Linked DNA regions of Mus musculus: all the other regions are linked to region 5. Evidence: chromatin loops called from intact Hi-C (ENCODE). Cell type or tissue: heart. All regions are shown on one strand. Region 1 holds the start of Ccnt2 (cyclin T2). Region 2 overlaps Mgat5 (mannoside acetylglucosaminyltransferase 5). Region 3 overlaps Mgat5 (mannoside acetylglucosaminyltransferase 5). Region 4 overlaps Mgat5 (mannoside acetylglucosaminyltransferase 5). Region 5 holds the start of Mgat5 (mannoside acetylglucosaminyltransferase 5). Region 6 overlaps Mgat5 (mannoside acetylglucosaminyltransferase 5). Region 7 has its middle 12 kb from the start of Gm41945.

What was found. Hi-C counts contacts between places; a loop is a spot of excess contacts. Peaks named below come from ENCODE experiments on the same cell type or tissue, not always from the same donor. Only the 100,000 strongest peaks of a DNase experiment are listed, where the experiment ranks them.
Region 1: a loop joins it to region 5, with 2.4 times the contacts of the local background. A loop is called at or near these places in 6 of 42 quality-filtered maps.
Region 2: it touches region 5 in a loop (9-fold over the local background); 27 of 42 quality-filtered maps call a loop at or near these places.
Region 3: it touches region 5 in a loop (2.1-fold over the local background); 4 of 42 quality-filtered maps call a loop at or near these places.
Region 4: a loop joins it to region 5, with 10 times the contacts of the local background. A loop is called at or near these places in 15 of 42 quality-filtered maps.
Region 6: it touches region 5 in a loop (2.3-fold over the local background); 4 of 42 quality-filtered maps call a loop at or near these places.
Region 7: it touches region 5 in a loop (4-fold over the local background); 11 of 42 quality-filtered maps call a loop at or near these places.

Annotation. Positions count from the first base shown.
Region 1 is chr1:127,772,049-127,776,048 of GRCm38, forward strand. It overlaps Ccnt2 (cyclin T2), which reads left to right and starts at 2,116. Exons shown (of 9, transcript NM_028399.1): 1 at 2,116-2,337; 2 at 3,053-3,134. The coding sequence starts at 2,180. It overlaps 2900009J06Rik (RIKEN cDNA 2900009J06 gene), which reads right to left and starts at 2,006. Exons shown (of 2, transcript NR_045298.1): 1 at 1,880-2,006. In heart, a CTCF peak has its summit at 2,289; DNase peaks (open chromatin) are centred at 1,333 and 2,003; H3K4me3 peaks cover 3,367 bases; H3K27ac peaks cover 3,275 bases.
Region 2 is chr1:127,457,390-127,461,389 of GRCm38, forward strand. It overlaps Mgat5 (mannoside acetylglucosaminyltransferase 5), which reads left to right. Exons shown (of 18, transcript NM_145128.3): 14 at 2,447-2,593. All of the region lies in intron 2 of Gm41947 (a long non-coding RNA gene), which reads right to left. Among named protein-coding and RNA genes, the nearest start is that of Gm41947, 20 kb to the right of the region's middle. In heart, a CTCF peak has its summit at 1,815 (motif pointing left); a DNase peak (open chromatin) is centred at 1,692; H3K27ac peaks cover 675 bases.
Region 3 is chr1:127,337,748-127,341,747 of GRCm38, forward strand. The region is part of intron 4 of Mgat5 (mannoside acetylglucosaminyltransferase 5); the gene reads left to right. Among named protein-coding and RNA genes, the nearest start is that of Gm23734, 35 kb to the right of the region's middle. In heart, no CTCF peak of the experiment used is centred here; a DNase peak (open chromatin) is centred at 1,544; H3K27ac peaks cover 502 bases.
Region 4 is chr1:127,407,608-127,411,607 of GRCm38, forward strand. All of the region lies in intron 11 of Mgat5 (mannoside acetylglucosaminyltransferase 5), which reads left to right. All of the region lies in intron 5 of Gm51746 (a long non-coding RNA gene), which reads right to left. Among named protein-coding and RNA genes, the nearest start is that of Gm51746, 28 kb to the right of the region's middle. In heart, a CTCF peak has its summit at 2,198 (motif pointing left); a DNase peak (open chromatin) is centred at 2,094; H3K27ac peaks cover 899 bases.
Region 5 is chr1:127,201,770-127,205,769 of GRCm38, forward strand. It overlaps Mgat5 (mannoside acetylglucosaminyltransferase 5), which reads left to right and starts at 3,217. Exons shown (of 18, transcript NM_145128.3): 1 at 3,217-3,658. In heart, CTCF peaks have their summits at 1,645 (motif pointing right) and 3,513; DNase peaks (open chromatin) are centred at 3,172 and 3,502; H3K4me3 peaks cover 1,374 bases; H3K27ac peaks cover 1,177 bases.
Region 6 is chr1:127,255,371-127,259,370 of GRCm38, forward strand. All of the region lies in intron 2 of Mgat5 (mannoside acetylglucosaminyltransferase 5), which reads left to right. Among named protein-coding and RNA genes, the nearest start is that of Gm51747, 43 kb to the right of the region's middle. In heart, no CTCF peak of the experiment used is centred here; a DNase peak (open chromatin) is centred at 1,851.
Region 7 is chr1:127,010,081-127,014,080 of GRCm38, forward strand. No RefSeq gene overlaps it. Among named protein-coding and RNA genes, the nearest start is that of Gm41945, 12 kb to the right of the region's middle. In heart, a CTCF peak has its summit at 1,973 (motif pointing right); no DNase peak of the experiment used is centred here.

The DNA.
Region 1 (4,000 bases), 570 kb after region 5:
TCAATCCCCATGGTCCACGTGGTAGGTGAGAAGAGTCCTCAAGTCAACTTCCAACCTGTACATATGTGCTTTGGCATGCCCGCAGCAACATGTGCCCTGCCGCAACATGCACAACTGAAGAAAACAGAAAGGACAGATCTGCTTACTGTGTGTTTCTTTTGTATTGTATTATATAAGACACTTCGTACAATATTGAAAGGAGTCAACAGAGAGGGCACAGACTTGCCTTGTCCTTAATCTTATATGGAAGCCACCTTAACATCAAGTGCCATGCTGGCTGTTGTCTTCTGTAGATGTTATAAAGTTGAAAAGCTCTCCTCCATTTCTACTTTTCTCTTTTTTATCATTAGGACTGAGTGTTGTAGAAAGGCACTTATAGAATGTTACTTTAAATCAATCTAGGAACATCTAGGTAACAAGATGAGAGATCTTGTTATATCTATAACAAGGTATTATTTAGGTGGCTGTTCACAATAACCACCTACAATAATCAAAACACTAGCATAGCACAATAGAGCAGGCAGTAGGCTGAGGCAGGAACCCCCAAATCCTGACAAATGAAAGCCTCAAGTTTTAATCACAAACACACTAGCCCTTTTATTTATTTTCATTTTAAGGAATTTTTAGATAGGGTCATTTTCTTTACAGCTGTTTATTGTGCATGAGTGTGCACACGCATGTGTGCCACTGAGCACGTGTGAAGGTTAGAGGACAATTTGTAGCATTTGGGTCTTTCCCTCTACCATATAGGTGGGGAGTGAACTCAAGTTGTCCGGCTTGGCAGCGTTGCCTTTAGCTGGTCGGCCATTTCAACAGCCCTCGTTGGCTTTTTAAAAGCCAGTTTTCGATAACTGACTGCAGTCTTCAGAAAATACTTAAAAACTAAAGTGTAATTTGGTCATATACAATAGGCATTAACTCAGAGGCAGATAACATGTAAACAAATGAGTGGTGCTTCCTTACAAAAAGATGGAAATAAATCATCAGTTATAAGAGACCTTACTTTATAAAATCCTAAACAATTTTTTTCTTAGCTTCTCTTGCACTCATTTGTTAGACTGTTGGCCTAGTATGCCTAAGGCCCTCTGCTCCAGCACTTCAACCAAGATGCGGCACACCAGCCTATAATCCCTGCACTTTGTTTCTGGACAACCTGAGTTACAGCGTTCTGCTTCTCCCCAACCATCCCCCAATCTCAACCCGCAGAAACCACACAGACCTTCAAAACCATACACCCCATCTGGATGGAAGGCCTAGAGAGTCATGACCTCCAATTATTAACTTCATATTGTTTGACAGGTAACTTAATAAGAAAGATATCTGCAGAGTGATGCCACTGGCCTTGTAATCCCAGCACTTCCGAGGGGGAAGCAAGAGGACAGTAAATCCAAGGTCATTCTTGGCTACAAGAGTGAACACAAAGCCAGTCTGGGACACATGGCACATCGTTTTAAAACAACCCATACCCCTTGAGTGGCTTTAGGTTTAAAGTAACGTTTTAAAGGCGCATGCTCCCCAACATCTACTAGCGATTTAAAAAACAAAACCAAAAAACCCAGAAGACACTGTTAGTTCACTGCTAGAATTAGCGTTCTTTCCTAGCTAACTCCTCCGGAGGGTAGCCATTCGTGGACACAGGAGTCAACAAAGCTAAGAAAATACACCCACCAACATGTAAGAAAATGGAAGCTACAGCACGAAGCCGAGACTAGAAAAGCCTTTTCTGACTTTAACGCACCCGCAAACTCACAGACCACAAAATAAACCGTTTAGTTGAAAGCTAACGTCCAAGCCCTATTAGGCAGCCTCAGGACCTCTTCCCTGTTCGCCCCGCCCCTTCCCCTTAGCCCCTCCCAGATCCAGCATGCACCGCGTCGACCTTTTCTTTCCGAGTGACCCCCACTTTACGGCGTCTCCCAATGACAAGAGGCGCAGAGCATTGTGGTCCCGCGGGTCCGAGAGAGAGAAAGGGGAGGGAGGCCGGAAAGAGAAAGCAAAAGACCAGCGCGAGCCGGCAGGGCGGGTCCCTGCGCGTGCGCGTGGGTAGCAGCAGGCCCGGAAAAGGCGTGGCCCACCCTACGGAGAGCACATTGGGGCGGGGCCTCGACACATTGGCGCGGAGTCCCGGAGGCAGGCGGGGAGGGGGCGGGCTCAGGGCGCGGGCGGAGGAGGAAGTGTCATGGCGTCGGGCCGTGGAGCTTCTTCTCGCTGGTTCTTTACTCGGGAACAGCTGGAGAACACGCCGAGCCGCCGCTGCGGAGTGGAAGCGGATGAAGAGCTGTCGCATCGCCAGCAGGCGGCCAACCTCATCCAGGACATGGGGCAACGTCTCAATGTGTATCCTTTTTCTAGTTGCGGCCCTGCGTCCCACACGCCCTGGTCGCGCTCGCCGGGTGACCGGGCCTAGTGTCCCGGGAACATGGCGCCGCTCCCTTTGCCGTCTTTTGATCTCGGGAAAGACACAGAGAAAGCTAGGGCCCGAGCTGCCGTGGCGAGCCGGAGAAAGAGGAGATGTGCCGGGGAAGGCGGGCCGGGAGCCCGCGTTGTATAACCTGTGTTTGGGAGCGCGTGATGCGGGAGGGAATAGCAGTGCTTCCCTGGCGAGAGAGGAGGAATCCGGGATGAGCAAAGCCAAGGGGCGGCCCCTTCCACTTTCGGAAGTCAGAAAAGGCCTTGAGACGTAGAGAGGTCGCAGATGTTCCACGGAAAGTGTTTTCCGAGGCTTCCGTGCCGGCTCCAGGGCGGCTCTGTTGCGCCGGGGGAACGCACGTAGATGTTTCATGTTCTTTGGGTGTGTGGCGCGCGCCTTTCGACTACTTTATTTCTACTGTACTAAGCTGTAACCTAATTGCAAATAATTCCTGGGCTCTCCCTACGTAGCGTATTAGAATAATTTGGCATCCAGACTGATTTCTCTTCTCCCCGCAGACTTTCTGCATACTTTCAGGTTGAGGATTGGATTTGAGTAAATGGAAAGGGGATTTTTCCATTCAAATTGATTTAGTTTTTGGAAACATTTTGCTTAGATTATTTTCTAAACGTTGCATCCCAGCTCTCAGCTTACAATAAACACTGCGATTGTTTATATGCACAGGTTTTATATGCACCATTCCTTCACCAAATTCAACAGAAATGTAAGTACTGTTTTATTGTTTTAGACGCCGAATGTTAAAATGAGTAGATAATGCGAAAACAAGTTAGTTGATCGTTGTTTTTACTTATAAATTGAGCGTTCTACGTTTACTATAAATGTGAGTTATGCAATAAACGTTTTGCCTCGTGCAGAGGAGTGTGTGTGAGAGAGAATTTTATTAATTAAGCTGTAAAGCACAGTGTTAGCCTTTTGTTGTTGGATTTGTTGGGGAGGGGGGTGTTGTTTTGTTTTGAGACAGGGTCTCACTTGTAAGTCTGGCTGTCCTGGACCTAAATATGTAGACCAGGCTGGCCTTGAACTCAAAAGAGATATCTACTACCTCTGACTCCCCAGTGCTTGGGATTAAGTAATGTGCCACCAAGCCTGGCGGAGAAACAAACAAAATGTTTCTTAACTCAAAAAGCGATAGTGTTTTGCTCATGTAAAATTTGCAGTTGGGGTGATTTATATTAGAATAATTTAAGTACTCAAAACAGAATAGTTTGTTTGGGCAAGTGTAGTCCTTGGGAAGGATACATTTAATTGTGTAGGGTTCTTTGTTTCAAATGGTATGAATTGAGTCTTGCTTTGAAGTAATACTTTAATTTCTCTTTATAATTTGCCTTTTATTAGAATTTTTATAGTGTTATTCTGAAAGGCACATGTAGGACTAGGCCATGTAAGGACTTAATGTTCTTTGTGGATAGTTTGTGGAGTTTAGGCTCCCAATTGCTAAGGAAACAGTTTTAGAAAAGTTTCTTACATTTTTTGCTTTTGAAATGGCAGAAATGTTATAGTTTAGATTAATTCCTGCTTTAAATTCAGTTGATCTTAAGTCTAACCTGGTTTATCAAATTTGCAAGTTGT
Region 2 (4,000 bases), 260 kb after region 5:
AGGTGTGTGAAAGACTGTCTGTGGGCAGAAGCTTCTGAGTGGAGATGCTGAGTTCTCTCTACCTAGGCTGCGCTTATTCAACTCTTAGAGATGCTATGCGACCTTCATACATGTGCTCCATTGTGCTGTCACAGGTAATGAGTACATAGGAACTAAGGGAAAATTGCTTACTGACAGCTGATAGAAAACTGTTATTTCAGTGTTTCAAGGACATACGTCAGTGCATGTCACCTTAACTAGTGTGACAAGAAAACTCATTGCTAAGAAATGGTGTGGCGTTTGCTTAAGAGTCCTTGACAGATGGTGATTGAGGCTTGGGGAGCTGTTGCAAAGTGTTTAGTGCTGCATGTATGTATGCATATGTGTGTGTGTGTTCGCATATATGAAAGCAGCTACATGAATGCCACACTGTGCATGTGAACATCAGACAAAAACTTCAGGTCTTCATTCTCCTCCCCAATCTTGTTTGAAATGGGGTGGCTACTGTTCACCATTGCGTATGCCCAACAAGCTAGCCTTCAGGCTCCAAAGGATTCTCCCATCACACTGTAGGAGCCTGGGATTGCACATACATGCTCCTGCATCCAGCTCTGTCGGGCTCTGGGGATCTGAGTTCAGGTTGCTGATGCTTGCACAGCAAGCACTTCTTTGCCCACTGTGCTGTCTCCCCAGCCCCCTCAAGTGTTTATGTGTACTGAGATACTCTGGGCCAGGAGGGCCTAGGAGTTGGTGCAAATTATTATTCAGATATAATTAAACTTAGGTCACATTTGAGTTCATCAAGCAATAGCCGCTCATCCTTTATTTAGTAGATTCAGATTGGTTGATCTAAAAGGAGATCACATGGCCCACCAGGATTCTCTGTTGGAATGGCTAAGGCATGTGCTGCTCCCATCTCTCCCAGGGTTGTTTATGACAGTGTAGGGTTAAGGAGGCTATCAGCACTCCTTGGCAGACACAATGCTCAGAGGTGGAGAAACACTCTGGGCTCCAGCATCTCTCCTTAAACCTGCCAAGACCCTGCCTGTCTTGCCTAGCACCTTCTTCTTAGAGTCGAAAAGAGCCAGAGTGCCTGATGCAGTCCTGTGTCCGCAGCTGTTAGGGTCAGGTCTGGGCCCTGGCAGCCCTAACATGCACGGCAGGCTCAGCCATGTTTCCTCAATGGGTCAACAAAAGAGGTCAATGGCAGTGAAGAGCAAAGAGAGTTACATTGTAGCCACACTGGGGAGAGAAACAAAGAAAGAGGTCTAGTGCCTCCCAAGTTCATCTTTGGAGTTCTGACACAGCGAGGACAAGCAGTGTTCCCACCACTACCACCCCTGCCAGGCCAGCACCAGACAACTCTTCTCCCAGTGTGAGACTCAGGGGAAATCCCAGTTCCGTGGGGCTCCTGGTTTCTATGTCTGGTTGCCAAAGGGAGGGGCACTAATGTCTCTTTATCTCTAAAATATCTTCATTCCAGCCTGAATGGCTACATTACTTGGTGGAAATGACCTGGGTCTTTCTGAACACGAGAGAGCAAGGAACCTCAGCATTTGCCACCCTACCTCACACCCACCAGGCACGAGACACCCATGTCCCCTTGTCACTTGGTGTGTTTAAGACTTGGCTTCTGCGTGTGGGCATAGAGAGCCAGGATTGGACCCTGCCTGGTGACTGCCACTCACAGCACACTGTCCCCTGTACCTGGTATGCACAGAGACTTGCATTTTGTGCACCTTACAGACCCTTGCCTGAGCATCCCTTTGTCCCAGCAGCTTCGGGCCACTGTGGGCTTTCTAAGGACCGTTAGCTTGTTTCTGCTGCCATCTACCGTCCATCTAGGGAAACTTGAGGTTTTGCTAGCTTGGGAGGGAAACTGGGAAATTGCAGTTTGAAACCTCTGCTCCCACAGAAGAAAAAGCAAAACCAGCCAGCTAGTGGTGTCCCCAGTGAGAACGCTATCATAAAACCCATGTTTACTGACCTCCCAAGGTCGAAAGCAGTTTCATTTGAACTGTAATCAAACCGCCAAGTGACCTTTCTGTTCCTGGCCCCCAGAGTCCCTGAAAGAGCCTGTTGTTCCCTGCTTGAGTGAAGAAACCTTCTGTTTAGTTAAGCAAGTGTTTTTCTAGTTATGTCGCCTGCTGAGTGACAGAAAGAGGATTGTTGGGTCCTGGGTTTTATTGTTGGTTTTGATTTACACTCTTGCCCTCCCTGCCCCTCAGTCCCTGACATTTTTTTTTTCACATCAGAAAAGGAGATGGGAACAAGGCAAGTTCCTTTGCAGGCCCTTGCACATGTTATTCTGCATATCCTGGTATACGCCCCTTCTCTTTGTCGCAAGTCACCCACCTGGAGATCTAAGACCCCTGCAAAACATCAGAGGCAGCCACAGAAACAGACCGCAGGAGCTGAGAGGCAGTCTGACTGGTATCTCCATGTGATGTCTTTTCCTGTCTTACAGCTGTTCGTTGGGCTCGGATTCCCTTATGAAGGCCCAGCTCCCCTGGAGGCCATCGCGAATGGATGTGCTTTCCTGAACCCCAAGTTCAACCCTCCCAAAAGCAGCAAAAACACAGACTTCTTCATTGGCAAGCCAACACTGAGAGAGGTGAGTATCTCTTTTATGCTTCTGGGTTTGTGTGTGCATATGGTCCTCCTGTGTGTGCATGCATGCACACATGAAGGTATGCACACGTGTACAGACATGCATGTGGAGGCCAGAGGTTGAAGTGAGTGTGGGGTCTTCCTCCCTCCATCTCCACTTTATCCACTAAGCCAGGGTCTTTCCCTGAACTCAGAGCTCACTGATTTGACCACTCCGGCTCTCCAGCTTGCTCTGGGATGTCATGCCCACCCTGCATCTTTGGCGTGTGTGGAGGAGTTCCACACAGGTTCTCATGCTCACACAGAGAGCTCCTGTCCTTTGAGCAAAGCCTCCAACTCCCACCCTAACTCTGCTTCTCATGATCCTGGGTGTCCTGGTCTAATCCCATCTAACAGCTAGAATGAGTGAGGAGGCCACGGGGAGTGCTTGCTCGCCTCTCCACTGTACCTGGTGAAGAGCGAAGGAACTGTGTCCAGTGATTACTTGGAGAACATCAGCCTCAGAGTTAGAGACGTGGCTTAGTCAATAGTAAAGCACTCGCCATACACACTAGTTCCCTAGAACTCAGTAAGAGGCTAGGCATGATTGCAGACTCTTAAAATTCCAAAACTGAGGAGGCAGAGACAGGTGGATCCCTGGGAGTCTAGTTTTCTTTGTGAGTTCCAAGCTGATGAGAGACATTGTCTCAAAAACACAATTAGATGTGCCTGAACAACACCCAAGGTTGACCTAGTCACTGTAGGGGTATGTACACACACACACATACAGAGAGAGAGAGGGTGGGGGGAGAGGGAGAGAGAGAGAGAGAGAGAGAGAGAGAGAGAGAGAGAGAGAGAGAGAGAGAGAAGAAGGAGGAGGAGGAGGAGGAGGAGGAGGAGAAGGAAAAGGAGGAGAAGGAGAAGAAGGAGAAGAGAAGAAAGAGGAGAGAGGGAGGAGAGAGGGAAGAGAGAGGAGAGAGGAGAACATCAGACCCCAGAGACAAGACATCATAAATGATGAAAGCTGTGCCTGAGTCTTTAGCCCACCCTCAGCCCACCGTGCTGACAGCCTGTCCCCTCACGGCCAGAGCCTGTCACAGGAGCCTTGTTCCACTTGCCTTTGCAGATGCTCTTGAAACCTGCGGTGGGTGATGAGTCACCCTGGAGCAGTGCTGGGATTCATTTGGGGCGATAAGCATAAGTCATTTACAGCTCAGTGTGGGTGATGAGTGTGGCAAAGGCGAGGAGGATTCTGTGTCTGAACAGACACAGGTGTGTGCAAGATACCATGAGATTGGCTTCCTTGTTATGTCTGGGTACTTAGTGACTCTCCTGGCTGCTCATGCATGGGACATTAAAGCAGGATCCCTCGGGGCCTTTGCCTGGGAAATCACAGCGTTGGAAACGCCTAGTGTGACACAGCAGCGCCTTC
Region 3 (4,000 bases), 140 kb after region 5:
AGTGTGCACCACCACACCTTTTTGTGCAGTGGTAAGCACCTATCCGGAGCTTCTCACAGGCCAGACAAGCACAGTAGCAGCTGTGATGGATCCTCAGCACTAGAGGTGGTCTCCCTGCTATGGGGCCTGAAGCTTCAGCATTGGGTTACACTTCATAACAGAGACAGGATTTGGGCATGATGAAATTAGGCTTGTTTGTTTTGATCAGAAGATGACAGCCATCGCTTGCTCTAATTTGTCTTAATGAGGTACGTGCAGACAGTGATGACGTGGGCTCACATATGGTGTCGGTTCCGCAGACGGTTCAGTCCCCGACACATCTGCTTTCTCCCACGTGCTCCCTTGTCTTTTGCTGTTTTCTTCTTCACCTGTTTGTGTTTGACGCCTATTTCCACAGACGCATTCCGGACCTCGAGGCTTAAAAATAGAGAAGCCACTCTGGAGGCTTTAGCTATTCTCGTGGGAATGAGGAGATATGATGGGTGGGGTTTTGAGAGGTTTTCTGTTTGGCTGTGCTCTTGACTTTGCACACCCACGATTCCCTCAATCAGGTTATCCCCAGGAGGATCAGATGCTAGCTGCTGGTTGTTTTATAGTGGTGCTGGCAGTGTAACTCTGGGCCTCAGACACAAGGCAAGTGCTCTACCACTAATCTGTAACCTCAGCTACTTTGTAGGGTGTGTGTGTGTGTGTGTGTGTGTGTGTGTGTGTTACCAACTGATCCGTTTCCCCAGCCCCTTGTCCTGTGTTTCTTAATTCTCAGTCCTTAGATGCTTTTTCCTTTGCCTGAAAGAACCCTTTGGATCCCTGTGGCTTTTAGCCTTATGATGGCCTTCAAACTCTGCAGCCACCTGGGGGTGGGAATGCCTTCTTGGACTCTCTCTTCATCCATGCGTAAAGGGACATACATACAGTTCCTACACCTCCTGTCCCGTCAAACTCAGGCAGACCCAAAACAGTGCTTGACCCTTCCCTGTGTCCCCTTCCCTGTCTTCTCATTGCACGTGAGGAGGGGACTGCCTACTGGGAGTATTTTGTTCTCAAGGGAAGACAGTCATTAACCTGTCTAAACTCTATGCTAATAGAACCTTCTGGGTAATTGCTTTCATTAACAATGGTTAAGGCAAGCATTACAAGTTATAGCAAGATTTTCAGAGAACAAAGTAAACATTTAAAACTTCATTTCAGGGTACAGTTAGGCTGGGGCAGTGAAAAGATTAGTATGTGCCGGGTCTGATCTTATCTGTCACCCAAGTGAGGCACTTGGCTGAAGTTGTCCTCATTTCTCTTCAGTGGCTTTCTGAAGCCTAGCTCTGGGGAGACAGATGTGTGTTCCAGAAGATAGGGGCAAGGTCGATTTTCTTCTTACATTTCTGTCAGAACCGAGTGACATGGTGACAGAGATTAACTGCCTTCCCTGTCCTACCGAGGAATGCTGTGAGGATTAAGAAGGTGGCCTCTGGCTTGCAGCTCTGCCGTGCCAGGAGGACAGTTGTTTCTTTAGGGCACAGGGCCATTAGCAGCAGCTGAGTTGGCTAAGAATGCCCACTGCCCGCGTGTGCCAGGGCCAAGCTGTGCTCAGGGCTCCTGAGCTGTCATCCAGGACACCTGGGAATTCACTGAGCTGTGATTTTCATGCCCGCAGGCTCCAAGTGTCCAGAACAAGCCAAGTTCCTGCTTATGTGTGTAAGTGAATTACTGGGTTGTGTTTTCAAGTGGAAGCTCGGACAAAAACCTGTTTTCCCTGTCAGGAAGAGGGATGCAATTGGACTGTTCAAATGTTAGAAATTATAGCTGAGCCACAAGATGTAATAGAAAATTGCCGTTCTCCTCCAACCCAGGGACTGACTGAGTTGGATCATCTGCTGGATACTCTATGTCCTGCCAGGCCCTTCCTTCTTCAGGCTGGAGAGAGGGAGATGAGTAAACCCACTGTATAGATACATAAATGTGCAGTTGGTCCAGCAGCGACAGAAGGGGGTGGTGGTGTTAGTTGGGTGTTAAAGAAGACCCCCTCAAGAAGAGACATTGGGCCAACACCTCTGAAAGGGAGAAGGGAACCCAAGGACTATCTAGAGAAGGTTCCAGAGAGAAGAACCGGCCTTCTGGAAGCTCCAGGCCACATTCTGGTGGGGTGTATTTAAGACACACAGGTATGACATCTACTGTGGGAAGTAAGTTATTAGCCAAACTGAAAATGGAAATGGGTACGGATGCTAATCTTCACTGTCCGACTGACCGGCTTGGACACACACCTCTGGACGTGTGCCTAAGGATGTTTCCAGAAAGATGTAGCTGAGGTATGTATGAAGGTCCCGTCTGAGTATGGATGGCACCACTTCATAACTGGAGTCTAGGACTGAATAACAAGGCAAAGCGAGCCGAGCACCAATGTCCATCTCTCTGCTTCCTGACTGGGAGAAAGGGGACCAGCTGCCCCATGCTCTTGTCGCTGTGATTTTTATGTCACTAGGCTCTGCTTGCTCAGTCCCTGAGCCAAAGCCAACCTTCCTTCCTCAGTTTTCTTTAGTCAGGTATTTTATAACATTAAAAACCATGTCTAATACAGGCATCATTTTCTAAACTGTATCATCTCCCACTTATATTTTGTTGGCTGACGCAGGGCACCTGTGGGCGTGGTTTTGTTCACTAGGTGGCTCTGACGAGTGAGGGTGCAGTGTGTGCAGCAATGTGAGTCCAAGTCTCTGAGTGGGATCCGAAATAGCCGGCAGGAAGACTCGGGCCAAGTCATTTTAGAAAGCACCCGTCTCAGCTCTACCATCTGCCCAGATACTAGCAGAACCATGACCCTGGGGGACAGAGATTTGCACACATGGCTGCCCTGGCCTACATTAGGATTTCTGGAAAAGTTACTTGATCTTTGTTTCTTCTTCTATAACTAGACTTTCGTGGCATTTTAGAAGGCAATGAGATTGAGACATTCGAACATTTCCCTCAAATCAAGGAAGCAAGACTTTCCAAGGTCTTTAGTGTATACTTCTAGCCTTATCTGAACAGTGATGGGGTGTGAAGTTTTAATTGAATGTATAGCCATGCCTATTTGAGGGTTTATTGCCTGTGGCTGCATTTGTGCTACAGAACCAGAATTGAGTAGTTACAAAGGGAACTATATTGTTCACCATGCCAAAATGTTTATTCTCCAGCTCTTCCCAGAAAAAAGCCAGCCGCCCCCTGGTTTGCATGAACAGTACTACTTCAGATGCCTGTGTTGTCTCTGATATCACGTGTACCACCCACCACAGTTGTGGGATGTTAATAAATTGATTTAAAGGAATAATTTTATTTTGGAGAGCTTAATATCCTTAAGCACAAATTATCTTAAAATACTTTACTAATTCCTCTAAGCGGATGTGTAGAACATTTATCTTGTATTCCCAGACAAGGTGGGAAAGGATGCATAATCTGCCCCGTGTAGAGGAAGCATAGGCTAGGACTCCAGGCTCATTTAGGATATCCTGGGTCTTGTGATGTCTACAGATGCTAAGACAGTTGGGTACTTTCTTAAATATCATCTTGTTATTGATATTTAAGGTCACCTGGGGGACATCTGATGATGAAAAAGCTTAAGGCTCAGGAACAGAAAGTTGGACAAGTCTGAACACTTTGATGGCTTGGATATAATCTTAAGTGTCAGATGTTGGGGCTGGGTATGCAGCTCAGTAGGTAGGATACGTGCCTTGCGTGCACCAAGCTGCTAGGTTCCATCCCCAGCACTGTATAAACTGGCCATGGTGGGGCACCCCTGTGATCCCAGCTCTCAGGAGATGGAGGGAGAAGGACCAGAGGCTCAGGGCCACCCTTGTCTGTATAGTGAGCTTGAAGCCATCCTGACACAACTGGGACCCTTCCTCCAAAACAAAACCTCCTCAAATGTACAGGACGCTGGCTTTGGTAAGCTTGGATATTTTGGATTATTTTACCAGTGAACAAATACCCTTTGGTTTTCCTATTAGGCAACATAGATGCCCTTGAACTTTCA
Region 4 (4,000 bases), 210 kb after region 5:
ATATCAGGGTGGTTTTTGTAGAACTCCCATGTGTTTCTCTTCTTGGATGGACTGATTCCAGAAAGTGCCATGGTCCCTGAGTCTCATTTATAGTGCAATTTTACTGATTTCCTTTGAAATGCAAATATTTGTCCTCATGCCCTTCCAACCACAGCTGATGCCTGTGTTCTCAACATAAGGCAAAGCCAAAAGGAAACTTGGATTGAGGTTAGAGCCAGATGAAAAGTCAGTTTGTAGAAACTGTGTATGTGCAGGTGCCAGCAGAGGCCAGAGGCATGGATTCTCCCTGGTCTAGAGTTACAGGTGACTGTGAGCCGCCACACATGGGAACCACGCTTGGATCTTCTGCAGGAGCAGCAAGTGCTCTTAACCACTGAGCCTTTTCTCCTACAGCCAAGAAGGTCATGTTTTGTAGTATCAGCCAGGCCTATGGCTTCGGATTCTTCATAAGCAGAGGGAAGAATGCTCGTGTTGAGAGTGGGGTTCTTGCCACAGATGCTAGGATGCAAACAGCTGCTGGGCAGCTCCTTGTAGTCTGCCACAGGGAGCCTAGGGTCAGTTAGAATCACCTGCCTCTGGGTATGTGTTGAGCAAGGGGTTCTTGTGCCTTCATGTTTAAGAAACCCAGGGTCTGGTGACAAGTTGTGCTACTTAGACTTAGAGACATAGAAGGGTCAGACATGTGTTCTGGCGGTTGTGTATGTAAGTGTGTGAAGTCCTCAGCCACCAGCATGCAAGCTGCTGTTCCGCAAGTTGAGGGCTGCTTCTAGATGTAATGTGTTTTTCACACAATCTCAAATTTGATTTAGTACCAAACTACGGTTGCACCACGGCACAGTAAGAATAGACAGGGGTGTGGCTTAGTTACTACTATGTTTGCCTAGCAGGTAGGGAAGCTCTGGAGTCCATCACCAGGAACACATAAGTTGTAGTGGTGACTGCCTCGGTTCTAGCAATGGAGAGATGGATACAGGAGGAGGACAAGTTCAAGGTCATCCTTGGCTGTATAGTGAGTGGCCTATATAGGGGGCCATAGGAGACCTTACTCCAAAAGGGAAAAAAAATAGACTTTTTCCTCCCTCTCTCACCATCCAAGCTAAATGCTAAAAGAATCTTTGACACACAAAAAAATTACACATGTGTAATTTTTCTTCTTTTGTGATTTTTAATCATCTTGCTTTTATTATGTTTTAGATAATATATCATATAATAAGACCCACAAAATACTTTAGTCATTGTGTTGTAAGTGCCCGTGTAGGGACATGGACAAACTGCGTCGTCACAGGACAAATATCCCAAGAGTGGAGTGTTAGTCACTCCACCGTTTCCTGAAAATACACGTTTAAAGCTATCATCTTAAAGTCTAGAGCCCCAGAGTGACAAAAGAAAGGGTGCTTAGCATGCACTGGCTCTCTTCCCAGGACCCTGTTCTTTCCAGTTCTAGTGCCCTCCCCTCTGCGCTCCTCAAAAAGGAGGGAAAGTAAGCAAAACTAGCCGAAAAACAGCTAGCAGCCAGCCCTTGCTTTGTCTCTCATTAGCCATTGCATTTATTTAGTAATTTCCTCTTCAGCTAACTGTAGCCATGGCTCTTGCCTCTGGGCATGTGTTCAAAAACACAGAAATAGAATAAGAGATTGGCCTGACTGAGCACAGCTCCCCAGTCAGAGCCCTTGTTAGTCCCTCTTCCTGTGGCCCACCTTAGCCACACCCCCACCCCACCCCTCACCCCCACCCCTGCCTTAGAGATGAGCTAGTGTAGCCAGCTTATCTCCACAGAGTGCATTTGCAGCACCACCTCTCTAACTCTTCATAAGGATGAGAACAGAGCTGGGGTGTCTCTTTCTGAGCAGGTCAGCTCTGATGGGTTGAAAAGGTCTCTGCAGGCTGGGAATTGGCTCCCTCAGTAGTAAAATATATCCTCAGCCCCACATGAAAACGCCTGGTGTGGCTGCACTCACTCACCGTCCCAGCCTTTGGGAGGTGGAGATGGGTAGATTAATGGAGCTCACTGGCCAGACCTAGCGAAGCAGCAGCACAAGTTCAGTGATGGACACTGTGTTGGGGTGAGGGGTGGGGCAGGTGGAGCTAAAAATACAGCTCAGTGCTTAAAAGCACATGCTGCTCTTTGAGTTTCCAGCACCCATGTCAGGCAAGCCGCAGCTTCCTACAGCCCCATTTCTTGGGGGTCTGATGCCCTCTTCTGGCCTCATGCAGGCACACACCTATACAGATAAAGTAAATGTTTTGGAAAATCGATAAGGTGGAAATTGATTGGGAAAGACACCTGAACTCTGGCTCCCACATGCATATAGTGACACTTGTGTGTAAATCCCACCCCTCCATCACACACACACACACACACACACACACACAGAGAGAGAGAGAGAGAGAGAGAGAGAGAGAGAGAGAACGAACGAACTTCTGGGCTGACTCTGTTAATGGCAAAGCATTCCTTAGCTCTTAGAAACCCAGAGCAAAGCAAAAGAGAAGTTTGCTTAAGCTTTAACTCCGTGTAAGCACCCGAAGGTGAATGGTCATGACTGAAGTTTCAGAATGTGGTTTGCACTGAATGGCCAGTCTCAATTACTGGGGGAGTTCGCTTCTCTGTTATTTATGCTGGTTTTCTTTGAGTCAGACTAAACAAGGGTTGCTTCCTTTCTTATCAGCCATGTATGACCTTCACTGAGCCATCACCCGACATGCTGAAATTTATCTGAACAAGATAGGTAGAGTTGATGAGGGTTGCTATTTTAATCAAGAGAGAATTGTCTTCTGATCAGATAGCTCCCTCCTGGTAAAACATACTTGAAAATCATACAGGGCTGGGGCAATAACTCTACTTGTTAAAATGATAGCCACAGGAAAATCTGAATTCAATTCCCAGAACCCACATAGAAAGCTAGGCATGAGGACACACGCTTGAAACCCAGCAGAGAGAGGAAGCTCGCTAAGATCACTGCCAGGCAGGCTAAATGGTCAGTGAACTTAGTAAGGACCCTAGTGGGGGATCCTGTCTCAAAACAAAGTAGACAGCACATGGAGAATGGCACCTGAGGTGTCCTCTGACCTCCACACACATGCACACATAGACATAACAACACACACACAATATTTCAAAACCTATAGTCCCAAAATACAAATGTTCTTGGCTCCTCTGGTATAGCTTCCCACTTGGGTATATGATGAAGTTGTAGAACCCATAGGTAGGGTGGACCAGAGGAAAAAATCCTTTTTTTTTCCTTCTAGAATAGTCTGCCCTATTCACATCCCAGCTTTGAAGAAATTGGCTTTTATTTTAAAGAGGTTTATACTCCAGAGACCCTCGCTTTTTGTTTGGTCTTTGGTCCACACATCTGTCCAATATAAATCCAAATGGCAGTCATGGCTGGCTGTTGGTTAAAGGTGCTTAAGGAGACTTATTCTTGTTGCTGGGTGGTGGTGGCTCACGCCTTTAATCCTAGCACTCTGGAAGCAGAGGCAGGCAGATCACTGTGAGTTCAAGGCCAGCCTGGTCTACAGAGCAAGTTCTAGGACAGCCAGGGCTACATAGTGAAACCTTGTACTGAGATGCAGTGTGTGGCTGTTGTGTAAACAACCTAGTCTGCACTCACCAAGCCAAGATGGCTAGGGTGTCATCAAGCCATGAACCTCAAGGGACAGCTGTTGTTTATACGATCTTTATTTGACTATTACTGTGTAGTCCATGACTGTACATCTCGTGTGTGTGTGTGTGTGTGTGTGTGTGTGTGTGTGTGTGTGTGTGTAAGCCGAAGGTTAATGTTTGTTATTTTCAGTCACTTCTTAGTTTTTTTTTTCTCTCCCTCTCCCTCTCCCTCCCTTCCTCCCCCCACCCCCATCTACCTATCTATTATCTATTTTGAGGCAGGGTCCCTCAGTGAACCTTTGAGTTTATCTTTTTCTACTAGCCTGGATGGCCAGAGAGTTCCTGGGATCCACCTGACTCCCCACCAACGCTAGGATTACAGATGCATACCGCCAC
Region 5 (4,000 bases):
GAGTCGACTATGTGGACAAAGCCTGTTTACTGTGTTGATAACTGAGCAATCATCTACCATATGGTACCTGGAACAAATATACAGGCAGACATGGAACAATATAATTTAAAATGACTTGGCAACAGGCACTGGTAATGACACGGAAAAAAAAATCGGAAGACATTTGATACCTGTAGCACTCTGTTCTCTCAGAGTAACAACCACTGAGCTCACTGAGGCAGCTGTGACTCCTAACAAGAGACCCTTGAGAGCAGGCCTTTTGACTGTTGAGGATCTCTCATAGAAAGAGGAGGTGAAGGGGGAGGGGTCACTGGACCCTCATTTGAGGTTCCTATCACCCTCTTCTGAATCTTCCAACAGGATGTATTGGTGTGTATATGTGTAGTGTGCCAACTGGTTTTTATTGTCAACTTGATGATACATCCTAAGAGTAGGGAACCTCAACTGAGGAATTGCCTGGACTGGGTTGGACGTTGTCACATACTTGAGAGATTGTCTTGATTAATGAATGATATGGGAAGGCCAAACCCACAGCGGGGCAGCACCAACCCTGGGTAACATGGGCCTATGATCAAGCCAGAGAGCTCGGCAGCAAGCAGTGTTCCTCCATGGTCTTGAGTTCCTACCCTGACTTCCCTCTGTAATGATTTGCAACCTGGAAGTATAAGCCAAATGAGCTCTTTCCTACAAAGCTGTATTTGCTCATGGCATTAGTCATAGCAATAAGAGGAAACTAGAATTCTGCCCCAATTGCACAGGGCCCTGTGGTCTTGGGAGACACCAGGGTATATAGATTAGATTCACCGAAGGGTTAATATACGCAGACTAGATAACTTCGAGGAAGTCACCGTCCAGGCTGGGGTGTGGCTGATTTGAGATCAACTTTTTTTATTGGTTCTGGGGATGAACTAGCCACCACTAGTTCATTTTGCCACCACTGTCCTCTCTGCAAGGAAGAGTCCCTTTTGCAATTATTCAGATAGTATATTCAGTCCCTTGGTATGTACATGTTCCTGTGGAGGTCAGAGGTCAACCTTAGGTGTTATTTCATAGATGCCCACTTTATTTATTGAGGCAGGTTCACTTACTTTTACCTGGAACCCTCCAAGTTGGCTATGCTTGCTGGCCAGCAAGCTACAGGGATCCATCTGTCTCCTGGGCCCCAGTGCTGGGATTACAAGCATGCTCCACAAAGCCTGGTTCTTTACATATGGGTTCTAGGGATGGAATTCAGGTCTTCCTGATCACACAAGCAAGCACTCTACTGACTGAAGCATCTCCCCAGCTCCAGTAAATTAATGCTTTTACTCTATCGAAAGAACAATTGAAGTAATATTAATTTCTCCCTAAGAACATGCAATATATTTATGTAAATGAAAAGAATAGATAAGAGAGATTATGCATATGTGTACATATGAATTTACTATTTTACTTATATCATATTTTATTTCTTTATATATGTATGTGCTTTGGGTTAAAGAATCTGAAATAACTATATAGAATATCCTCTATAAAGTTTAAGTGATGAATGTCTTTCAGACAACCAGGTTGGTACAGTTAGGAACGGTCTGGTCCATGGGACTTGGCTTTCTAAAGAATCTATTATGATTATAATCTATAACCAGCACAGAAAGTCCTGGCCACCAGATGTCACCATTTTTCTTGAGACACTTTTTTTGGCTTGCAAGGAAGAATGCCTCAGAATATTCCTAGGGTTTCCAGAAAAGCTCATCCTGTGCACCCCAATTTCCTCGGTGTCCTTGGACCCCACTTGGACTGTCTCTGACACCTGGAAGCTCTTCTGATCCAGAAGTAGCCCAGCCTCTTCCTCCAGGTGGATGTTAAAGAAGGGCTGATTTCATTTGTGTACATTCCCAGGGTGCTCCAAGCAGGAGACAACACCACAGGTGTGTTCTATGAAGGACCTGGGTGTCAAGAGCTCTTACTCACTGGCTGTGTAGCCGAGAGGGCTACTTCACAAAACGCAGAAGAGGAACTAAATTGTTTCTAGTGTTAAAAAAAAAAATCCAAAATTCTATAATCCCCAGGTTTAAAATAATTCTGCCGGGGATGTGGAGGGGGGCAAGTTAGGGTGAAATTAGCCTAAGAACGGAGCTGTGAAACAAGGTTGAAGAAATTCTGCAGGATAAACCCTTCTACTGTAACTGGATATAGCGATGGCTCACAGGAGCAGAACTTCCTGTCATTTACACCCCGGGTAATCCATCAGTCCACCCTCCTTCCATTCCAGACAACACTTAACCAGGATCTATAATGCTCCGTGATGTAAATGCACGGCCAGCTCCCTGGAGGGTGGCCGATTGAATATTGCTTGCTAGTCAGTGTTTCATTGTGGTGCCCTCAGGGCAGGAGATGTGTTTTATTTCTGTTTGAATTTACAAGAGTACGGTGTTAAGCTGTCCAGGCTGCTCATAAAACGCAGACTGAGCAGAGAAAAAGAAGCACATTAGAAAAATTGTGTGCCTACTGTGTACCAGTCACTGCCAAACCCTTTACAAATATTTCATTACATTTTCACAATAATGTCATGGAGCAGCCGTTATTGCCCTCATTAATAGAGCCGCTAAGAGGATCCGGATAAATGACTTGCTCAGGGTCACCAAAGCCAAGGGTGTGATGCTTGTAATTCCTGTACTCAGGAGATGGAGGCAAGAAGATCCAGAGTTCGAGGGTATGCTCTGTTAAAAGCAAGTTCATCGAGGCCAGTCTGGGTTAGGTAAGACTGCACCACCCCCCCCCCCCCCCATCACAAAATAAACAAATACAAATCTGTTCAGTTAAAAAAAAAAAGACACGGGACAGAAATTCCTACTGTTTTTGCCAATCTACTCTATAAAGTATAAAAATGGAGCTCAGGGCGTTTGTTAAAAGTTGGCAAGACCCCCTAAACAGTTGAGCCCGCCATCTCCTCCCCACTGGTTTCACTCCTGAAAGGTCCCTGTCCTGAGGAGGCCCAGAGACCATCACTCTGGAGAATGCACTGTATGTAACAGTAATTGTACCCTGCCCCTGACCTTGCTAGAGTATTATTTACTCAGCTCCCTCGGTCTAGCTCTCTGCCTGTTTCTCCTTGGGCTGCGGAATGGAGCGGCTTCAAGTCCTCCTGTACAGGGTCTAGAGTTTGCAGACGATCCCCGAGAAGCCGAGGCGTTCCGAATTGGCTGAGCGCTCTGCCGGGGTGGGCGGGGAATTTGCGGAACGTCCGTGGCCCGGAATCCCTTTGCCTTGGAGAGCGGCGCGAGCCTAGAAGCTGAGAGAAGTTGGGTAGGTCGATCCGGGAAGGGTAGCAGAAACCTCGAAAAGATCTCCTAACCATTCTGTCCTGATCGTTTGGACTCAGGAGGAACGTCCCTGCTTGCGTCTAGGGGCGGAAGGTGGACGCGCTGCGCACGGCCCCGACAGGGCTGGTAGTTTTCAGACCGTCCCTGCCGAGGCCCGCTCGCCCGGCAGCCCTGCGGCTCCCGCGGTGGCGGCGGCGGCCCCAGGCTCGATCTAGCCCAGGTAGCCGCATCTCAGTCTCAGGGGGCGCTCTGACCCCGCTCCTGGCTGTGCCTGGGACCTCTGTTCCTGGAGCAAGGCTGCTGGAGAGTGAACCCGACTGCTACTGATGGTGCTTCTGCTGCTCCCCTACTAGCAGGTAAGAGCTGCTGCAGGGTCGAGCGATCGATTCAGAAGCTCGCCATCCCCCTTCGGGGAGATGCACGGACTGTGGATCGCGGGGGGACGCGTGGGGGATGTTAGGGGAGATGAGGCAGCCCTTATCCGGCCCAACGCTGACACCGGGGGCTGCGTGGGTGGATGTTCTGGCCGTGTTTGATTTGGGACGGGGGTGGGAACCCCAGAGTACAACCGAGGGACCCGCTTGGAGGGTCCACCACCTGCTCAGAGGCATCCCCTCTCATGGGACCCCGAAGATCTTCTCTAGCCTCTGAGGCTTTTAGGCTTCCAAGGAACTGTCCAGAAGGGGCTCGGGTGGCGT
Region 6 (4,000 bases), 54 kb after region 5:
CAGAAGTTACAGCCTGTCCACCACCACAGGAGACAGACATAGCCAGAAGTCACAGCCTGTCCACCACCAGAGGAGACAGACACAGTCAGAAGTCACAGTCTGTCTACCACCACAGGAGACAGACATAGTCAGAAGTCACAGCCTGTCTACCTCCAGAGGAGACAGACACAGCCAGAAGTCACAGCCTGTCCACCACCACAGGAGATAGACATAGCCAGAAGTCACAGCCTGTCCACCACCACAGGAGACAGACATAGCCAGAAGTCACAGCCTGTCCACCACCACAGGAGATAGACATAGCCAGAAGTCACAGCCTGTCTACCACCACAGGAGACAGATATAGCTAGAAGTCACAGCCTGTCCACCACCACAGGACACAGAAAAGCTTTTGAATTCTGTCCCCTTCACTGTGTATCCTTGGGCAAGTCCTTTTGCTTCTCTGTGCTTTACTCCTTCCATTTGTGAGGCCTGGGTAGCATCCCTCCATTGAAATTGCTGTGACGATTTTATATAAAGAATGTTCTGTACCTATCTCTCAGACAAGATGTTGATATTTCTGCTCTCCAGTTAAAAATATCATGAAAAAAAAAAGCAACTTAGGAAGGGCTTATTTTGGCTCACAGTTTGAAGGTACAGTCCATCAAGGTACAGCAGCAAGAATCTGAGGCAGATGGTGACATTTTATCCATACCCAGGGAGCAAAATGCTGTTGTTCAATTCACTCTCTTCTATTTATTCAGTTCAGGCTCCTAGCCTAGGGAATGGTGCTGCCCATTGTGGGTAAGTCTTTGCACCTCCACTAACCTAACCAGTATAGTCCCCCACAGACACACCCAAAGGCCCATCTTTCTTTTAACTCTAAATCTCATCACATTGATAATTGAGTTTAAGTTCCACAACTGTTTCCCAATATTTTAGCTCTTTCTACTAAGAGGGGAAAGATTTCTGTTCACAAATGGGTGGCCGTAACCTTTCACAAATGAAAGCAGTGTTCTTGAACCTGGGTATTACACCAGTGTGCAGCATCTATATACTGACTGAATGTGGAGAGAGGTGCTCTTATTGCTGCTGAAATACTGAGTTTAATCTAGCATCCCCTGGAAACTCTCACAGAGCCCATTAACCAAAAGGACTTGTCTCTAACAAATGCCTGCTGTGGTGGGATTCTGAGTCATTTACACTTCAGACTGTTGTACTACAAATCCAGAGTTGCCAAGAACACCTGTGTATGCATATGTTTAAGTGTGTGTGGGCTCGTGCACACTGTGGTGTGGTTGTGGAGGTCAAGAGGACAATCCTGGGAGCCAGTCTTCATCTCTGAACCAACCATCTTTGAGACAGAGTCTCTTGTTCTCCACTTCGTAGGCCAGGCTAGCTAGCCCCCACTTCTGGGGGATTCCCCCTCACTTTGCCTGGCATCTTAGGGCATTTTAGGGCAGTAAGAGTATTGCTGTGTCCAACTTCAAGTGGGTTCTAGGGACTTGAGTAATTTTGAGATAAAACATTTGACGCACTGAAACATCTCCCCAGCTTGCTTACTATTAATTTAATCATAAAGAATCTTAAATCAAGTCAATCAAGAGACACATAGGTTAAAGTCTTGGAGGGTTTCAAACTCAGTTCCTCTGCTTTGCTCTTGTGGAATTAAGGAGCATTGCTTTCTGGTCTTATCACAGGTTCTCCCACCGGATGCGCCATCCGGATGCACCATCAAACACAGTGTCCAGAGTCTTTCCTGGGGCACCGTTAACGTGGCCTGTTGCAACTTACAGCTTCCTATCCCCACTGTTCCCTGACTCATGATCCTGTTCTCATGGTCACGTGGCTGTTCTTTCTGGCGGCCAGCCCCTACTTGAGTCATGTGACCCTTTAATACACTTATATCTGTGATCCAAGGAGCTCATGAGTCACAAAGACTCCTTTTAGTCAGGAAGTTCTAAGGGCTGGAGTCTGCCCCACCCCGGGAAGCAGAGACAAAGTCCAGGAATATGCTTAATGTATAGGAGGCATATGCAGGGTAAGAAGGTGGCTGGCACGATGCTTCCTACTTCTCTCTGGTCTTGGTGCTGTTGTTCTAACTCAGGGTCCACTATTTACTTGATTGGCCTAAGTGGCTCTAGCTTTTCTTTAGAATATTGATTCTCAATCTTCCTAAGGCTGTGACCCCCTTATTATAATTCCTTAAGTTGTGGTGACACCGACCATCAAATGATTTTTGTTGCTACTTCATAACTGTAATTTTGCCACTATTAAGAATAAAATGTGAATATGTGATATGCAGATGGTCATAGGGGATCCCTGTGAAAGAGTCGTTCAACCGCCAAAGTGGTCGGAACCCACAGGTTGAGAACCACTGCTTTAGAATAACTTGGTTTAGTTGTATAGTAAGTAAGTCAGTCACAGGAATTTTATAGTGACCTCGTAGCATATGGGTTACAGAGAGCCCCTGAGCTTGCTTATTTCACAGATGTGGTTTAGTGACTTTCTTGGATACTCTTGTGCATACAGGAAACTGTGGGAAGTCCATCTCTCTGGCTGCTAGAAGGTCCTCTTCCTAGGAAGGTCATGGAAACATGGGAGGACACTGGGTGTGGCTTTGGGATAAGCAGACATACCCATGGAATTTAGATCTGCCAGGAGTACTCTCATTTGCATGACCCTGTCTTGTATTTTGCTTGGCCTGCCCTGATTTGCATGGCAGAAATGGTACAACTGGAAATGAAGCTGCACAGTGGCTTCTGCTAACCTCCCTGAACTGTGCTTGGTTAATCTGGAAGGCCCTCCTTCCCATAGCATGAATTACACGCCAGGAGACTGCAAGCAGAGAAACTCTTGTAAAAGTCCTTCTCCCAGATAGAGCCCCGCCATGTCCATTGCCCCGCACTGCAGGCTTACTCTGATCACTGTTTAGCCCACTGCCCTCCTGTTGCCCACTCAATAAACGATGATTCTTCCTCGTCTGTTCTAGAGGGTGAATTCTTTCACCGCCTGCTGATTCTCTTCCCCACAATATCAGTGCTGGCTACCAAGTACGCTGCATTTTCTGCACCTTGTTTTTCTGTCCCGACAAGATCTGAGGTCAGGGGATTCTGCAGCCTGGAACCTCACACCAGCAGCAGTCCTTCTGGAATGTTCATTCTAGTGTGATTTGGCTTCTGGATTAAGCATTGTTGTTACCTTCCATCTTGTTACGTGGATGTTTGTGGTTGTACAGGTGCACGTGTGTATGTGAGTATGTGCACGTGTGCGCATGTGCGTGTGGAAGCCAGAGAACAGTGTTGATTCTCCTTCTTGAGACCCTGTCTACTTTCTTTTGGGGGAAAAGTTCTCTCATTGGCCTGCAGTCTGCATTTCCAGCACTGGGTTTACAAGCCTAGATCATTGTGTTCAGCTAGCTGGGTTTTTTGGGGTTTTTGTTTGTTTTAAATTTTGCTTCTGGAAATCAAACGCAGGGACTTATGCCTATGGAACAAGTGTTCTTACCCAGGAACAGCATCTCCCCCGAGTATAGTGTCTCATCTGTTTAACCATGTTACTGAGGCTGAATAATATATTCCACTGTATGCTCCCTGGCTTTTGTCTCTTCATTTGTGGATGGACACTGGTTACTGCCACCTTTGGGGGTTAGTGCCTAGTGCTGCTATGGATATTAGTTTGTAAGTTTTTGTTTGTTTGTTTTGTTTTGAGACAGGGTCTCTCTATGTAGCCATGACTATCCTGGAACTCACTATACATTAGACCGAGCTTACCTTACAGAGATCCTCCTGCTGCTGCCTCCCATGTGCTAAGGTGGCAGTTACGGACCACCACACCCAGTTGGATGCAAGTAGCTTTTTAAGTCTCTATTTTCAGTTATTTGGGATTATCTACCCAGAAGTAGGTTTCAAAACTTAAAATTAATTTCTTTTCTATTTATTATCGTGTGTGTTGTGGGTAGAGATGTGCATGCCACTGTGCACACACACAAGTCAAAAGACAACCAGAAGAACTCAGTTCTCTC
Region 7 (4,000 bases), 190 kb before region 5:
GGATGCTGTCCACAGCCAGGTCCAAAAAGAGCCAGGCAATTCTGCAGCAGGCTCTTCTCTGAAGAGCTTGGGCCAAGCTGCTATATTCTAGTCCTGGGATCATTTACCTGAACAATTTCAAATCACAAATTAATTCATTCCCAGGGCTGGGGAGATGACTCAGCAGGTAAGAGCCCTTGCTGTATATGCACGAGGACCCGAGTTTGAACCTCTTGTATCCACATGAAAAGCCAGGCTTGGTCACATGCCTGCCTGTGACCCTGCATTGGGGATGGAGACAGGAGGATAGCGGGGGCTTCCTGTCTGTATTAGTTACAGTTTTATTGCTGTGAAGAGACACTAAGACCAAGGCAACTCTTATAAGAGAAAACACTTAATTGGATCTGGCTTACAGTTTCAGAGGTTCAGTCCACTATCATCATGGCAGGAAGCATGGCAGCATGCAGGCAGACATGGTGCTGGAGAAGGAGTTGAGAGCTCTCTACTCCTTGATCCACTGGCAGCAGAAGGGGACTGTCTTCTGCAGGCAGCCAAAAGGAGGCTCTGATTCTACAGTGGGCAGAGCTTAAGCATAGGAAACCTCAAAGCCCACCCTCATAATGACACACTTCCTCCAACAAGACCACACCTACTCCAACAAGGAGTAGTGCCACTCCCTGTGGGCCAAGAATTCAAACACATGTGTCTATGGGGGCCAAACCTGTTCAAACCACCACACTGGCTATCAGCCTATTCCAGATTCAATAAGAGACAAGGTAGGACATGATAAAACAGGACATCTAATGTCCTTTTGTAGCCAGCACATGTGTACACACACACACATATATACCTTTAATGCAGTTTCTCATGTTGTGGTGACCCCCCCCCAACCATAAAATCATTTTCATTGCTACTTCATACCTGTAATCTTTCTACTGTTATGAGTCATACCATAAATATCTGATATTTCTGATGGTCCTAGGAAACACCTGCGAAAGGGTTGCTCAATGCCCAGGCTGAGAACCATTGCTCCCCATTCTTTTCCTTGCATACTCTTTAATACTTCAGTCACAGTACAGCTACCCCAAAGTCTTCTGTAAGTCTGCCCTTCTGTCATAGCGTTCTGATCTGGTTTTGCTCTTTGCTCTCCACTCAGCATTAACTGCTTAATCCGACCCTGGCTTCCCAGTAGTAATTCCCATGGTTCCCACACATGCATATTCAACTGCAGTCAAGTTCAGTGATTAGCGAATGGGGAAAGGAGATTAGCAATAAATCAAAGTCTTAAGGAAACCATTTGTAGCTTATAAGAAGAATGCCCCCATATGCACTGTATTTCAAACGATATTTACATCTGCTCTTGTAGTACAGGACATGAAGTGTAGCCGGATCAAATGCCATTGATCTGGGAAAGACAATAGAAACATAGTGACTCTCAGTGGGCATGTGTCTCTGTAGTGCGGTGTTCTACTTTCACATCTGTTGCTATGATAAAATACCTTGGATAAAAAGCAGTTTAATGAAAAGGGGCTTATTTTAGTTCACAATTCCTGGTTACAAAACATCCCTTCGGGGACATCAAAGCAGCAGGAACTTGAAGCAGCCAGTTACATCACACTCATAGTCAAGAACAGAGAGCAATAAATCAATGCATGACTGTGCTCAGGTCACGTTCTCCAGTTCATTGACCTACATACACATACACACAATAATAATAATAATAACAATAATAATTAATAATAATAATTCAATAAGAGAATTTGCATTGCTCAATGTCAGATTCTCTAGTACCTATTTTGACTCTAGAGCTCATTAATCCACAAAGCATAGGAAATGTATAAAAATTTGCTACCCATTGCATTCACTGGCAAGGACTGCTATAACAAAATGCCACAGACAAGCTGAGGAAACAACGGAAAAGTATTTCCTCGATGTTTTGAATGCTGGGAATCCAGGAGTTAAGTTTCTAGCAGTTTTCACTCTGACTCTTCCTCCAGCCTGTAGATGGCAGTCTCCTCCCTGGAACCTGTGTTCTCACTCTTCTTACAGAGGTAACTTGTCTTGTTGCTCTACTTGACAAAATCAGTTTAAGGTGGGAAAGGTTTATTTGGTCTGGCAGTTTGAGGGCACAGTGCATCTTGGTGGAGAAGGCATGGCGGCAGGATCGTGAGGCAGCTGCTCACACTCTATCTGCACTCCGGAAGAAGAAGGCGGAGGGGAAAGTGACCAGGCCCACATTCAGTGATCTGCTTCCCCCAGCAAAGCACTGCCTCCTGAAGATTCTACCACCTTCCCACATGGTGCTACCAGCTGGGAACAAGGATTTGAACATGTGATCACAGGACATTTCACATTCAAACCACGACATAGGAAAACCGAATGCATGAGATTAGAGGTTATAACAACGACTTGATTTGACTTCGTTGTCCCCCATAAGGACTTCAGCTCCAAATAGTCTCATTCTAAGAGACTCAGTGTTAGGATTTCAGGGCTAGAGATGTGGCTCACTTGGAAAAGTGCTTGCCTAGGACACACAAAGACCTGAGTTTGATCCCCAGCACTACATTAACCAGGCATGCTAGCATACATCTATAACTATAACTAAAACATACATCTGTAACTACAGCACTGGTCAGAAGGAGGCAGGAGGTCAAGGTCATTCTCAGCTACACCAGAAGTTCAAAGCCAGCCTAGGCTAAATGACCCCCACCCCACACTGTGTGGATGTGTGTGTGTGTGTGTGTGTGTGTGTGAGAGAGAGAGAGAGAGAGAGAGAGAGAGAGAGAGAGAGATTGATATGAATGGGAAGGATACAATTCATTCCCTAATGTCCCCCTTTGTATATGAGGCTACAAACCCAGAAAAACTCAACGTATCAGTACTACATTGTATGGTCCAGGCAGGACTCGAACACAGATCTATATGACTCGCAAGTTTCTATATTCAATTGCTATATAATGAGCAGCAGTTAACCCCATTCTCTCTGTCCATTTCTCTTCTATCACAAGATACCCCCTCAAAAGACCTGATTTCCTTAATTGATAACTTCTACTTTTACCTTGTGACCAAGAGCTTGTCTGTAGCTCTGAATAAACCAGTTTGCTCACTTGAAGTTCAGATCTAGGCTAGAACTCATGGCACTAGCTGAAACCTAACCTGCTGATTTAAACATCTGTGGCAGATAATGCCAGTTCCATACCCTCCCTAGCTTGGCATTTCTGTTGCAAGGCATGGCCTACCAGGTCCTAAGGTTAATACAAGGAGACTTCCCAACAATACCCATTCTGTTAATTAACCCCAAAAGTTTACACAGGCCAGATCATCAACTTCCTGTCAACACTTGGCTCTTAAATCTAACCTAAGTCTAACAGGTGTTCTAACAAACCACGGCACAATCCACACTGCATGTTACAGCAGACTTAATTGCTCCAAATTCTGGGAGTGCCCCAACTATTTACTCTGAATAGCTAGCTGCCTTTCACTACTTTGTCTCTTGATAACATTCAATGCCATTGACCATTGACAGAATTGAAGGGGCGGTGGGAGCCATGACAGTCAACTTTGCCACAAGACTGCTTTCTTTCCCTAGAACCAACAGCATTCTGGGAATGATAGGAACTCTACCAGGGACAGGCTGAAGAGATGGTTCAGGGATTACATGCACACACTGCCCTTTCAGAGAACCCGTATCCCAAGCACCTTTATCAGGTGGCACACAGGTGCCTGTGACTCCTGCTCCAGTGCATTACTGATGCCATCTTCTGGATGCCATAGGCACCTGAACTCATCTGTGCACATAATTACCACAACACACACACACACACACACACACACACACACACATGATTTTTAGAAATAAATACTTCAAAAGGCAACATAGCAACGAAATGAGTCACGTGTATGTCTCCTTTACTCCCTTCTTTCTTTTTCTTTTTTGTCCACCTAATAATTTGAATTTAAAAATGTCTCAGAATGGGACAGGATTTTACCCAAAATCTAGAGAGGTGGTACTGTGGGCAAT